Linked DNA regions of Homo sapiens: region 1 is linked to region 2. Evidence: read pairs that join two places in POLR2A ChIA-PET (ENCODE). Cell type or tissue: IMR-90. All regions are shown on one strand. Each heading gives the region's core, and the rest is flanking DNA. Links, peaks and the distances in the headings are about the cores only.

What was found. Peaks named below come from ENCODE experiments on the same cell type or tissue, not always from the same donor. Only the 100,000 strongest peaks of a DNase experiment are listed, where the experiment ranks them.
Region 1: POLR2A ChIA-PET joins it to region 2 with 20 read pairs; 6 of 35 experiments call an interaction of 5 or more read pairs at or near these places.

What each region holds. Positions count from the first base shown.
Region 1 is chr4:168,737,725-168,745,175 of GRCh38, forward strand. All of the region lies in intron 10 of PALLD (palladin, cytoskeletal associated protein), which reads left to right. Among named protein-coding and RNA genes, the nearest start is that of PALLD-AS1, 93 kb to the left of the region's middle. In IMR-90, for the core only: no CTCF peak of the experiment used is centred there; a DNase peak (open chromatin) is centred at 6,017.
Region 2 is chr4:168,835,139-168,842,589 of GRCh38, forward strand. All of the region lies in intron 10 of PALLD (palladin, cytoskeletal associated protein), which reads left to right. It overlaps LOC124900809 (a long non-coding RNA gene), which reads right to left and starts at 3,441. Exons shown (of 2, transcript XR_007058361.1): 1 at 1-3,441. RefSeq lists an enhancer at 5,853-6,367. In IMR-90, for the core only: no CTCF peak of the experiment used is centred there; no DNase peak of the experiment used is centred there; H3K27ac peaks cover 138 bases.

The DNA.
Region 1 (7,451 bases), core at 1,188-6,187, 97 kb before region 2:
TGGTGACCGTCTGTTAGTGACGAACAGATCAAGGTCAAGTAAGAAAGAGAAGAAATAATTCGGCCCATACCTCTAACCCTTCCAAAGGGCGTAGCTTAGTAGTTTAGTAGTTTCGCTTCAAACACTGAGGACAGGGTGATTGCTGAGATGCTGTGGCAGTGGTTTCGGGCTGAGCAAAACACGCATAGCATGCTGACCAGAGACAGCAGCAGCTGTGAGGCTCATCTGTTTCCCAACACATTTTCTAGACTGTGAAGTCCCCTTGGAGGAGGACTGTCCATGAATTCCAAGCATGGAAGGAATCTGACCATTCTTTTTCATTTTAAAACCACATTACCTTTGTCCTAGCCTTCAGCTTTCAAGGCCATTTCACTTGGCATTTTTCATTGATTTGTGGCCAGAAACTGATGTGAAAAAGGAGAACTTAAAACCTGTTATTAGTCAGGGTTTGGAATCAATTATGCTTCAAGAGTCATTTTCTATAACCAAGATTTCATTCGCAGAAGACATACACTTAGAACAATGGCTTGATCATGGATTGGGTGGGGGTGGAGGACAAGAATGAAAGAGGACTGAGATGGCTGAAGGAGCCTCTATGGAAGACACAGAGCATACACGAGACTTGTATGTAGCAAGCGTTAAGAAGAGTCCACAATGTTCGATAATTTTTATTTTGTTTTAATATGTGTTCTATCTACTTTTCATTTTTTATTTTTATTCTTTTGAGATGTAATCTCACTCTGTCACCCAGGCTGGAGTGCAGTGGTGAGATCTTGACTCACTGCAACCTCCGTCTCCCAGGTTCAAGCAATTCTCCTGCCTCCGCCTCCCAAATAGCTGGGATTATAGGCGTGTACTACCATGCCCGGCTAAGTTTTGTATTTTTAGTAGAGACGGGGTTTCACCATGTTGGCCAGGCTGGCCTCGATCTCCTGACCTCAGGTGATCCGCCCGCCTCGGCCTCCCAAAGTGCTGGGGTTACAGGCGTGAGCCACCGCGCCCGGCCAGTCCTTCTTAAACTCTTATTCACACCCAGCCCAACTACAGCAAATCAATTCCTCCAGTTTTCATTATCTTACTCTTTTTTTATATTAATACCTAGCATATCAAAAATTACAGATGGCAACATTAATGAGTACTGTATAATATTTCTTGAAAAAAATAGTTAATTATAAAGCTTTCTTAGAAATAAAAGGAAAAGACTTTCAAGCATAGAGTCCAGGCAGGTATCTATCATTCTGCTTTCTTCCTTCATGGAATCAACATTTTTAGTTCCCATGTATGAGTGGAACATGCAATATTTGTTTTTCTTTGTCTGGATTATTTCACTTTACACAATGATCTCCCATTCCATTCATGTTGCTGCAGATGACAGCCTTTCGTTATTTTTTTATTGCCAAATTGTATTCCATTGTGTATATATACCACATTTCTTTATCTATTGGTCCATTGATGAGCATTTAGGTTAATTCCATATCTTGGCTACAGTGCTGCAGTAAACATGGAGGCGCAAGTATCTCTTTGATATACTGATTCATTTTCCTTTGGATCAGTACCCGGTGGTAGGATTGCTGGATGGTATGGTAGTTCGGTTTTTAGTTTTTTGAGAAATCTCCATACTGTTTTCCATAGTGGCTATACTAACTTACATTCCCACCAACAATATATAAGTTCCCTTTTCTTAGAGGCTGGGAAGGGTTTTTGGAGGAAGATAAAGAGAGCTTGGTCAATAGGTGAAAACATCAGTTAGAAAAAATAAGTTCTAATGTTCGTTAGCAGAATAGGGTGACCATAGTTAACAGAAAGTTGTTGTATATTTCAGAATAGCTAGTAGACAGGATTTGAAATGTTCCCAACACAGAAATGATAAATACTTGAGCTGATGAATACTCTAAATACCCAGACTTGATCCTTACACATTCTATGCATGTGACAAAATATCACATATCCCCCATTAATATGTACAAACACTTGCATCAACTTTTTAAAAGTCCAGACAAGAAAAAAGCCCATGTTGTTGATAATATAGAAGTTGCAGTCCTCTCCATCACACACGTCATAAAGGCAGCACCAGAAACAAGCCATTGCCCAAGATAAGGGTACCTATTTACTGCGTGAATTTTTGTTTCAGGTTTACTTTATTGCTGCTCTAATTAGAATTCTTGTCCCTTTGTTTCACACTCGTAGCATGTATTTATGTCATCTCTTCTCTGATTTGAAAGATACCATTGTTTCAGCTTAAAACAGCCCCTGGTTTGAAAGTTGCACGGGATGCTTATATAAACAACAGGCAGCATGATAATTCATTGCTTCCTCTTAATTCCCATGTTAGTTGAAACTGGAAAAAAAATGACACATGCCATTTTTAATAGGTAGTTGAGCTTCCTGTATAAAAAAAAAACTTGTAAATTTTGTAATGCTTCTTGGGACATATGTCAGTAATCATCACATGGTTTCAAGCACTGGGAAACATCTTAAAAGATGCTTTAAAGGATGAGTTACAAAAGAAGAAAAGTAGTCACAAGATTCTCTATAATCCCTGTTTGGTCACTCTACATTTTCCTTCTGAATGCACTTTTTGAGAAAGTAAACTTACTTCTTCTCTTCAGTGTCATCTGAAATTTTGATACTTTAAAGAGACCTTTGCAGTTTTGAATTTTGAATATAATATTCCTCAATGTATGAAAAACTACATTAAAAATCTAACTGTGGATGCCTATACTTGAATTAACAAGGAGTTTCATCTCCCAAAATTTCCTCATGCTGTGGTTTTTTTTCTGAGCTGGAATTGACAGATACTAAGTTTCTTAGTCAATCTTGCAGGCGCTTTCAGAATAATTAAGCCTGAGACTACCAGAAAGAACCATTAAAAATTAGAATCAGAGTTGGTGGTATGGAAAGTTCTTTTGAAAGATGGAAAGTTCTTTTGAAAGATGGAAAACATTAATTTAAAAGAGTTCAAGAGTTTAAGCCAAAAGAGCCAGTCAGGTTATGGAGCAAAAAAACTCTGCAAGATTACCACAACTGTACTTCTCTTTGAATAGATTTTCTACTGCCAGTTATATGAAATGGATATAAATCCTCCCATTCCAACAACTCAGGAACTTACTTAAGTGCAGGGTACGATAGCAACTGCAAACGAGTCTAAGAAAATAGGCTGAATGTCATTAAAATCCTTTGAAAATGTTCTGTGACATCTGTTTTCCATTTTGCTATGCTGTTTAATTAACTTCAGTCTTGCAGAATTGCAGAAATCTTATTTGTTCAAAATAGTATCTTGAAGGAAGAGAAGTTTATTTAATAGAGAAGACTGTTAAGTGTAATACGGGCTTGATTAACTTCATCTCAAGTTTTAAATGTTTCCCATTGGCTTCATGATCTATCCCTATATATGGCTCATTTCCATAAAACTAAATCAAACTCTGGATGGCGGATCACTCTTATCCAGTTGGTACTGCTGTCATGTTTCAAGGACACCAAAAATGGAAGAAATTACAGAGAATAGTGACAATTCAGAAACTATTCTTATTTGTCTTCATCGCTATAATATGAGGTCACTGGCTCCTGAGCTAGTGAGGAAATCCAAGTTCTAAAAAACATTCCTTCCTTATATTTGTTTTTTTTGTGTGTGTGTGTGTGTGTGATCTTTTTGATAAGAATAGTTGTCAAGGCTGGGCGTGGTGGCTCACGCCTATAATCCCAGCACTTTTGGGAGGCAGAGGTAGGAGGATTGCCTGAGGCCAAGGAGTTTGAGACCAGCCTGAGCAGCATAGCAAGACGTCAAGACCATGGCTCTTTAAAAAAAAATAAAAGTAGCCGGCATGGTGGCTCATGCCTGTAGTCCCAGCTACTCGGGACAGTGAGGTGGAGGATCACTTGAGTCCAGGAATTCAAGGCTGCAGTGAGCTATGATTGTGTCACTGCGCTCCAGCCTAGACGACAGAGTACAATCCTATCTCAAAAACAAAAAACAAACAAAAAAGAATGGTTGGAGAGAGAGAGAGAGAAAGAGGAAAATAAAAAGAGCAATTCATCCTGCAAAGACCTAGAACATGAGTGCCTCTTCTGATGAGGCTCAGTGGTCCTGGAAAGCTCCTATTGGACAAATCTTGGAGAATAAACAGAAACATTTTGGAGAGGTGGGAGAGCGAAGGAACCAGTCTTCATTGACAGCTGACTTTATTTTTCGATTTGTCAGAGCACGCCAAAGCCCAGTGCCCTGTGACCAGGACAAAAGGGGAAGTGGCTGCATTTTGACATGTCCCAGCTTCACTAGAGAAAGCCCACTTGTTTCTGACTTTCCAGTGCGGGCAAAAGCTGGCAGATCCACCACCTGTGCTCTTGCTGCCCAGCATCTAGGGAGCTTTGCTATTCTGAGTGTTTCTGAGGAAGCCATATGGATGGTGCTCAACTGGATTTTTCTACTTAGAGGGCTTTATGGATTTTAATGTAGAGGTCGTGGCTTCTCTGCATCACTGGCAAGTGTTGTCCATCTCTCCGTCCTTCTTGAGTTCCATACCCAGTGCATCATGAACAAATCCATCTTTTTTATCTGACCTATGCTGTGTCTACTCTCTCAGCTCCTGCTTTTGCTTATCCCTCAAAGGGGAGGTGTTCTTAGCTCTCTGACCTCTGGGTTGATACAGAGGCCAAATTTATCCCAGGGAAGGAATAAGTACATTTGAAATAAGTCACTGAGAGGAGAAGACTGTGTGTTTTAAAGCCAGGTTTGTTTAAAGTGTTATGATAGTATTAAGATGTTCTTTCATTTTCATAGAAGTACTTCATTTGGCTAGAAGGTCAAATGCCTGGTGCTTTGAGGACCTGAACAGTTTCTGTTCCATGAACATACCGGACTCAGGAGTTCTTTTGCTCCAGATACTAAGTTATTAGAACAGTGTTTCCCAACTATGGTGAAAGAAAATCAATAATCAGAATTTTTTAGTAGTTTTCAGTATTTCAAAAGATCTAGTTCGTTTCACAGTTCAACTGAAATGATGGGTGTATTTGCATCTAGTGGCAATCATATTCACTATGTTAACCCTACATATGTTAATCATAAGCTCTGATTGACAGTTGTATATTTTCTGTTTAGCACTAAATAAGGAAAGAATTCTAGTAATTTATTGAATGTAGTTGGATTTCCTTCAGACTACAAAGAATGCCTTGACAATCTCACTCCCTCCTTTTGATTTTCAGTGATTCAGGTCATCTGGATTCCTGGCCTTCCTCCTGCTATTCTCTTCTGTAATCTCCATTTGCCCGACCACCTCCTACCATCTTTTAGTTTAAACGCCATTCTCTGCCTTCCAGGAGCTATAGACTAGAATAGATTGCCTTCTGTGTCCTCCCCAGCAGTAGAAATTTCTACTGCGTGATAACTCTCACGCAATTACTCTCTCAGGGTTCTCTGACACCAGAGATTGTGTTATATCTTATTCTTTACCTTGCCCCAGCCCCTGCCCTGGTGTTTGGCACATAATCTACACTCAATAAATATTTCTTTGTTTAATGGGTGGATTGAATTCATTGTCACACTGAGTGACATCCATCTGGATGCTTGATTACACCACGCGGCTATCATATTCTGAAGGAACATGATATCTATGAAGATCTCAATCATGGTTTAATCCCCAGCAACTAGCACAGTGTCTAAGACAGAAACTTAATATGGTTCAATTACTTTCGAGATTTTTTTTTTAATGGGGACACTACAGATTTGGATAAAAGACATTAATGATGATGTTTCCTGTCCTATCACTAGGCAGTTCTATGAAAAGGCACTCCTTTTTTCAAAATTCCAACTTATAATGTAAGATTTGATGGGTTTGTTCAATTCCTACTAAGTGAGCAGTACCATGATTTTAGGTCTGTAAGTAGCTTAAAGTTAAACTTAGAACTTTGGTTGGCGATGCTCACCCTGGTCTCTGTTATGGATAACAGTTTGAATGAGGTTGATGACTGGGTCTTTTAACTTGATGTCCTTGTTTATTTTCTGCTTGCTTTGTTTGGTCAGGTCTGGCATGGAGCCGAAAAATAAGAGCTTGCTTGCAGTTTGACTTTCACTGTGATTCAGTTTTGCAATCTTTTAAAAACATCCTTCAGGAGACCGCCATGTATCTATCTGTGGACATCTCCCAGATTTTCCAAAACAAGCACAAGATAAATAAGGGGGATTTGGAAATTTCCAAATTTTAACAGATGGGAATTTGCTTCCACTGTCTGAGAAATCTTTGCTATAGATAGAGGGGAATCCCAGAAAAAAATCTAAGTCTGAAAGCTCCACAGAGTTCTCTGCCTTTGCCTTCCCTGGAAAAGGGGTCGGGGGAGAGCAAACAGATGCTAGAAGCCAGTAAAGTCCTGTCCTCATGAAAGCTCTCAGCCCAGAGGACAACACTCTGGGGCAGTCACTTCAGTCATAGGATATTTCCCTCTCCAAATAACCGAGGAGAGAGCCTAACCTCTGGGGTGAGTGTGGTGTATAAAGTGTGAGAATCGTGCGTGTCCAGGAAGAGAGTGCTGCTAACAGATGACTCCTTGGGGGCCCCCTTTGTTCTCTGCTTCTGTTTGTATTGAGTCAGCTTGCTTAGGAATATAGATCAGTGAGACTAAAGTATCTCTGTTGGGCCAGTTCTTTCTTCTCTGTACCATGGTCAATCTACAGGGTGCCTGCACATCCTCCACAGCCTCGAGGTCACAGACTTACTCTCTGTGTCTCTAGGCTATAGAGCAGAACAAAACAGAGCCAAGACAAGGTGTCTGGAAAAACAGAACTCATGGTCTTCCAACAGGGCATCAAAGGGTTTCTAAAATTTAAAGCCAAAGGGAACCTCAGGGGTCACCTGGTCCAACCCCTCTGTTATTTTAGGAGGACAAGAGGCATTAAGTGATTCAGAAGACACAGTCTAGTGGTGGCAAAGAGGACAATTCAGACAGTTCCCAATTTACAATGATTCAACTTATGAAGTTTCAACTTTATGATGGAGTGAAAGTGATACGTATTTAGTAGAAACTGTATTTCAAGTATAACCATTCTGTTTGTCATGTTCAGTACAGGATTTAATAAATTACATGAGATATTCAACACTTTATTATAAAGTATGCTTTGTGTTGGATGAGTTTGTCCAACTGTAGGCTAATAGAAGTGTTCAGAGCACATTAAAGGTAGGCTGAGCTATGATGTTCGGTAGGTTAGGCGTATTAAATGCATTCTCAACTTATGATATTTTCAACTTACGATGAGTTTATTGGGCCATAACCCCACTCTAAGTCAAGGAGCATCTGTATAGGCTTTGGGGTCAGGCATCAGCTGGAATCCTGACTCTACCTCTTTAGTTCAGCTATGACCTTGAATAAGTCACTTAGACTCTTTAAGCTTTAGCTTTATTGATAAAACAAAAGTAATAATAGCACCATAGGACTGTTAAGAGGATTACATTAGAGAAAATTCA
Region 2 (7,451 bases), core at 1,129-6,128:
TTTTCTTTTGTGTATATTTTCCACTTCAACAATTTTGTATCAAAACGTATGGCACTTTTTCAGCACTTATTTCAAGAGATCCGGATAAACTCTGAGTAATCACAATTCACTATACTTCAAAAATTGCCTCCCATTCAGTATTTTACAAATAATCTTCTACAAGTAAATGGGGAAAATAGACACTAACCATATACTTTTTAAAAATAATACATTAAAAGAGCACTAAAGCGTTCTTTGAAAGTGCTCCTGGTACTATATACGTATTGGCTCATTCTAGCAATGTTCTTTTGAGACACCATACAAGAAATGGAACTCGACCAGATTTGAGAAAAAGCTGCAGAGAAGGTGAGGATTTGTTCCAGGGCCATACAGAGAGGAAATTGAGACACTCATTTCTTCTTAGTTCAGTCTCCCAGGTGTTTAGCCCTAGATCTCTTTGAGATTGCACGAATTTAAGGGATTTTTTTTAAAAAACAGGGAAGCTCTGTTATCAAATTTTAAGAGAGGATAAAGAATTAGAGATGGTAGATGAGAAATGTTTCATCCAAAGAGTTTTTTGTTTGTTTTGTTGTTTTTTTGAGACATAGTCTCGCTCTGTCACCCAGGCTGGAGTGCAGTGGCATGATCTGGGCTCACTGCAGCCTCTGCCTCCCAGGTTCAAGCGATTCTCGTGCCTCAGCCTCCTGAGTAGCTTGGATTATAGGCGTGAGCCACTGTGCCTGGCTCAAAGAGTTTTAATGAATAGAAAACAGTGACCCATTCTTGTAGAAAAGACATGGAGATAAAATGAAATAAGGAGAGCCTGAGGTGTCAGGGAAGGAGAAAGAGCATTTTGAAACTGGTGGCAGGTACAATTCTCTGCCTAACTCCGTGGACTACTTAGGGCACAGATTTCTTCCTGCTCAGTCAGTGTTAGCTGCCTTCCTGGTTATGTGCTTTAGGGTTGACCGTAATTGGTAACATAAGCCATTCCAGTTAGGTGAGCCTCTCTTCCTTGTGTATTTTGGATAATGACTACGAGGAAACAAGATGGAAATGTGGGATGGTTAGCTAATGTCAGTGCCGAGTCTCCCTGCTCAATGCGCGTTAGCCCAACTGCCAAAGCTCTGCCACTATGGTAAGTGAAGATGGTGATTTTCAGTTTGGCAGAGACTGTTGGAAGGCGTAATGGCTTATTTGATGGAAAAGATTTCCTGCTGCGGGAGAAGCTGCCATTTGCAGACAAGGTGTGTCAGCCAGAAGAAATGAGCAATAACCGTTTTCTGGTTTCTACTGGCAAAAGCTTTGTATTTTTTTCATATAGAAGTGTTAAAAATAGATTCATAAGAAAATGCATGAAACCAAGTAAAAAGTACAGACACTGAAATTTCACCAATGAATGGGAGAGAAGAGAGCTAACCTTTGTTGAATAGTTATTGCTAACCAGGTGCTTCAGTTCTCACAAAATTGTGTGAGGTAGGCCCGCCACATTAGAGAACGGGGATCAGGCAAACAGAGATGAAGTACTGCTGGAGCGCCACGCAGGAGACTCTTAAGCTTGGCGTTGACGTCTATGACATTCGGATGCCTTTGTGAGGCTGTCAAACCTACTGCGAAGTAGGCGGCCCTCAGCTTTCAGATGGGTTGTGTTCTGATTGTGGGTTTGTAAAACTCATTGCTGGGAACCCTGAACACACTTTTTCACTGAAACTATGTCATATTTAGTGGTTTCCCAGGCCAGCCCAGAAATCATAGCTGAAGTATTCTGTCTTATTAATAGTACCATAGAACCAAACCACTATATATAACATGGTTTTTGTGGGAAAATGCACTCAGAGCTCCAACTTGAGTTTTTTAAGGTTTTTAATTCCAGTTACAATGGCAAAAGGGACTCCACCTTCTCTCTTTTTCCATTTAAGCCCTGGAGGGAAAATAAAGGTACACAGAGATACATTTCCTTTCACGTTTCCTCATGCTAACAGAGACCCCACCCTGGACTGCAGAGCGATGGGGAGGGGGGATCCTGGCAGTAGCTGGCTTTGTGACAACAGAGGAAAGAGAAGAGGGGGAAGAGAGCACAGGTAGCGGAAGAAGTGAGGTCTAGATGTCATCACCTATGGGACCAATTTTGGATGGCTTATCAATATGAGCTGCAGGCTGACTGACATCGTTTCCTTACTAAACATCATTTTTACTGAGAACTTAGTAACCTAGACCTAGACATTAATGTTACTTAGTTGTATGTTCAGTATTTTTTAAGTGAAGGTTAGTTTTTAAATAGTCTTCAGTAGTAGAAGGAAAGCACATATGTAGACATCTTATTTTTCTTTTTCATGCCAGTCTACTGAATGTCCAAACCAGCACCTATCGGTAGCTGAATACACTCAAGGTAAACCTGGATGCTAATGGATATGATTCGAATTAATCATAGAATATATACCGTTCGTTGAGTACTTCAAACCAGAAAATGTGCTAAAATGTTGAACACATTTTATGTCATTTAATCCTCACCACAATCCCACGTAGTGAGTACTATCAGCACTCCCATCTTAAAAATGATGAAAGTGAGATTTTAAGAGGGTAAGTAATTTGTCAAGATCACACAGATCAGAAATGGCAAGTCTGGGACCTCATTAATTCAACAAATATTTTTGGAGCAAGTCCTGTGGCCCAGGCTCTGTGTTAGACTCTGGGAGTAAAGCAGTGAATGAAATGGACAAATATGCCGAAATCCTTGCCCTCGTGGAGCTTATATGCCAGTGGAAAGAGATGAACAGTAAGCAAAACAAACTAAACAGCTAGTGCCTCAGATACAGTTATGTGCTATGTGGTAAAATAGATCTAGGGAGCATGAGGAATGCCAGGTTGGGGTTGCAGTTCAGGCAAGTAGAGAATACAGGCTGAAGGACAGCTGTGAGATAACAAAATCAGTCCAGGAGTACATACGCTATTGTTTCTCGCAGCAACCCATTTTATGTCGTAACACCAAATGTTGAGTACATGTCACCCTCATCAGTCACTGCTTCTACTGCAGCAAGTGACTGGGGAGGTATCCAAGAATGACTGGTGAAGGGCTTGGCCTTTTCTATCCCAAGGTCAGGAAAGATGAGGACAGTTGCTGGAGGGATGTCCTAGAGCGGCTGGGGTTTTGTGCACAAGCAGAGGGCTTGACCTCAGCCAAGAGCACAGAGCTGATTCTCCTGTAGCCCCAGAAAACAGGCGGAATCTGGGGGCACAGATGAGGGCTGGGTGGAAGGAGCAATGGAAGCTCGTGGAAGTTCTGTGTTGCTTCTGTTTTCTTAGTGGAATGGGGAGTGTGGTCATCAGTGGGGAGCGAGGGTCGGGGAGGGAGTGCGGGGCCGGGGGTGCAGTTTGAGGAGAGAGATGTGAAACAGTCACCTGGCAGAAAGGGAGCCTGAATTTAGCTGGTGAAATGTACACTCAGGATCTGCCCATGGTCAAATTCTGACTCTTAACATCCTTCCACAGTATATTGGAGATCAGAATTCTCTAGTTCACTTCTTGAGGAGAGAGATTATCTTCTAACTCCTTTTTTTTTTTTTTTTTTTTTTTTTTGCTGTGTCATTTACTTGGAGCAGAGTCCTGCACTTACTATGTGTATGGTTAATGCTTGTTGAGTGACTGCTACAGGAAACCTACACACTTGTCCAGAAATTTCATTTAAGCTTTTCGTCCTAATTGTCACATTGTTCTCTCCCTTTTCTGAAATGCTGTGATGTTCCTAGTTCCCAAAACAGTACTTGTATAGCAATTACTGTTAATTATTTCATTGAGTTAATCTCATTCCCATAACGGATTAAGTTTTAGACTAAGAAATAATTTTTTTTGTTTGAGACATGAACTCACTACCTTCACCCAGGCTGGAGTGCAGTGGCATGATCATGGCTCGATGCAGCCCTGACATCCTGGGCTCAAGTGATCCTCCCACCTCAGTCTCCCAAATAGCTGGGACTACAGGCATGCGCCACCACGCCCAGCTAATTTTTTGTATTTTTAATAGAGATGAGGTCTTGCCATGTTGCTCAGGCTGGTCTTGAACTCTTGAGCTCAAGTGATCTGACCTCTCAGCCTCCCAAAGTGGTGGCATTACAGGTGTGAGCCACCGCGACTGGCTAAAAATTCTTAATTGTATACTCTTTTGTAGTATTCTCTTGGGACCACCTAAGTCAAGCCTCATTCCCACCAGATGGTGCCCCTGTTGGGGGCAGTGAAGAAGCCTTCTATGTCTGTTTCATGACTCCTTCTTGGCTGGCACACTGTTGTGGGCGCTCTGTAGGTAGTCAATGGGAAACGGGAAAGCTACTTGCGGTTAGAATAATACGAGAACTAGATATTGGTAATCTCAGCTGAGCGAATGGCAAAGGAACTGATGAAGCAGGTGGATTCCAAGGCTAGTTAGGAGAAGGAATTGACTACAAGTGGTGTTGGTGGGATGGGAGGGGTGAGGGAGGGGGGATGGGAGGGGTAAGGGACGGGGGTGCATCAGAGGTTACTCCCAGGGCTCTGCCAGACCCTGGGTAGATGGAGCCGCCGTTTTACAGAGGTAAGGACAAGAGTTTAGTTTTGAACATTCCAAGTGGAGATGTCCAGGACACAATTATATACCTAGGCTGCCATTCTGGGAGGAGATCTGAGTGGGAGACCATGATTTGGGAATTATCACCACAGATGGTAATTTAAGCCTTGGGAGAGGATGAGTTTGCCCCCAAAGAGAGCATAAAGTAAGAAAATTGGGCTCTCCGTGTTTCAAGGTTGACTAAAGATCCTGTCATTTGACTAGGCTCTGCTATAGTCTGCAAAATCTGCCCAGGGACAGAATATTGAAGTAAATAAAGTGTATTCCAGTGAAACCTCAAATAGATTGATTCAAAACTGGAGTTAGAAAAACTTGTGGTTTTTCTTGGTAAAGCTTCATTTTCTATTTGTCTTCATAACTATAAATGGATGTATTTGTGTGGAAGATGTAGATTTTTTTTAAAAAAAATCTATTTTTGGCTCTATTAAGAGACAAAATGAATCCAAATGTATTCCATACTTCTCTCACATTGCACCATTTTGTTATGTAACAGAGAACGTTTGAGTACATACTGTCCACACCAGCAACTATAAATCTGTCCTGGCAAGTGACTGTAAGATACCCAGGAACAAGAGATAAGGAGCTCGCCTCTCCAGGGAGAAGCTTTTATTTGCAAGAGAGAGAGTGATATACAAGAACTTGCAAATGTCTTTGAAGGGCAGAAAAAATCAGCTAGGGCTAATAAGGCAGCTGTCCAAGTTCATGATTCCTTGGCCCTTCTTTATACACAACCACCAAGAGTTGTCAGTTTGCAAACCTAGAAAAGTATACCATTGTAATATCAGTTCATCTCCCGCTTTTCCAGAGCTACTCAGAAGCGTGGTGGATGCTTAGTGAAACGACCAGAGGTGTGAAGCTGCCAGACCTTTACCCAGATCAACTTCTTTGACTCAGGGTACAAATGAACAACGTAGTCTGACAGCTCACCTAAAAGTTATTTGGAATGATTTTATATTGAGAGATTTTTTTAAAGCCTAAATTTAGATTCATCAGAGCATATCAAGGTTGAGATATGTGAAAGGCAGTGCTATATGGGAGGGTCAAGTTCCATTCGTTTAAAAATACCAGGACATTTGCTGCTGTTTAGTAGGGGAGTTGGGTAGGGTAGATATCCTCACCTCCACTATACAGATTTATTTATTTATTTATTTTTTGAGACCAAGTTTCGCTCTGTTGCCCAGGCTGGAGTGCATTGGTGTAATCTCGGCTCACTGCAACCTCTGCCTCCCAGGGTCAAGCAATTCTTCTGCCTCAGCCTCCTGAGTAGCTGGGATTACAGGTGCGTGCCACCACGCCTGGCTACTTTTTGTATTTTTAGTAGAGATGGAGTTTTACCATGTTGGTCAGGCTGGTCTCAAACTCCTGACCTCGTGATCCTCCTGCCTCGGTCTCCCAAAGTGCTGAGATTACAGGTGTGAGCCTCTGCGCCCGGCCCACTATATAAATGTTTAAGAATTAACATGTATAAAGGTTGGGACTTTCCCAAGGTGAGCTGTTGGACCTGGATCTCCTGAGGCCAACTGTGTTTTTCTTCTCAGCACAGCAAGCATCCTTTGAGATGCAGAGTGATCTTACCACTTGAAAATGTGCATCAAGGGCAACTGCAGAATTTTCCAAAAGCTTAAGCACAGATGGCAAATCTGGCAAAGTCAAATTGAGAACACTGACTACATGTTCAGGAGGAAAGTTTTTAAGGGTAAATGCTTAAAAATCCTGAAGACCAGTTTATTTGGGAAAGCAATTCCAATGGAAAAGTGCGGTTGGCTTACTGAGGGAACCACACAGTGGCAGTTTCTACAACTTGGCCAGCTGCCCTGGGCTGGCAGTTGAGGAGAAAATGCAGCAGTGGGGTTGAGTAGACACCTCAGCCACGGAGTGACAGTCATTGTGTTCTAGGTACCACCTGACCGCTCTCTGTCTGCTCCTTCTGTGGCTCTATAATATCTGAGCTCCTGGGTAAGCTCCATGCAGCCTCTACAACTCTGCTTGGAGCTCAGTTTTCCTATGTGTTTATTTTGATTTTGTCTACTTATTAAGTTAAATACAAATCTGAAAATGAAAGAATAATCACCTTGGACTCCTGAATGTTTGCTCAATGTCATTTAGCTCCCATTGTTTCCTGTCACCATAGCAGTCTACTGAAATCTCTCAGCATATATTTCAGAATTACTCTGATAGTGAAAGATTTCCTATCCTATGTAGTCCAACAATTATTGGTTTATTATGTGAAAAATAAAGCAAGTATGTAGCATTTACAGAGTAATCCAGCTCCACTGTTAATACTGTCATTTGAAGAGTTAGCAAGGAATGTGATGAAGACTGAATATCTTGAAACAAAGTTTGGTTGTGCAGTTGCTCTGCTATGAATTATGGGTCTGATTCCCCTCTTTATATGTGGCTTTTGGATTTTCTTCTGCCCTTGAGGTAATCTGCTCCTCCTTTCATTCACCGTGCTTTTAGGTTTGGTTTCAGATACAGCATCCCTTCTGCTACATTCTTTAAAGTTAAAAAAAGAAAAACAATTTCACTTTTATTGGTGATGGGCATTCAACTGAAATTACAAATCGGGAAAACATGACATTCCAGCTCACAGCAGTCTGATTAAAGGTGGAACTCTTATGAAACCACAGGATCTGACTGAACATATGGATCATCTTCTGGCAAGCTTAACAGACACCTGATGTTTTCCTTGGCCATCCAGAAATCTGCATCCTGGTGTAGATATCATGAGTTAATGATGGAGTCAAGTGTAGAAATGTGTCTGGGACTTGCAGACCTCTTGCTTTGTGATACTTTCTTTTATTTTCTTAACTGGCTGAGAAAATGGCTGTCACTCCAAGTCTATCTTCTGATGGGCTGGTAGCTCTCATTCAGG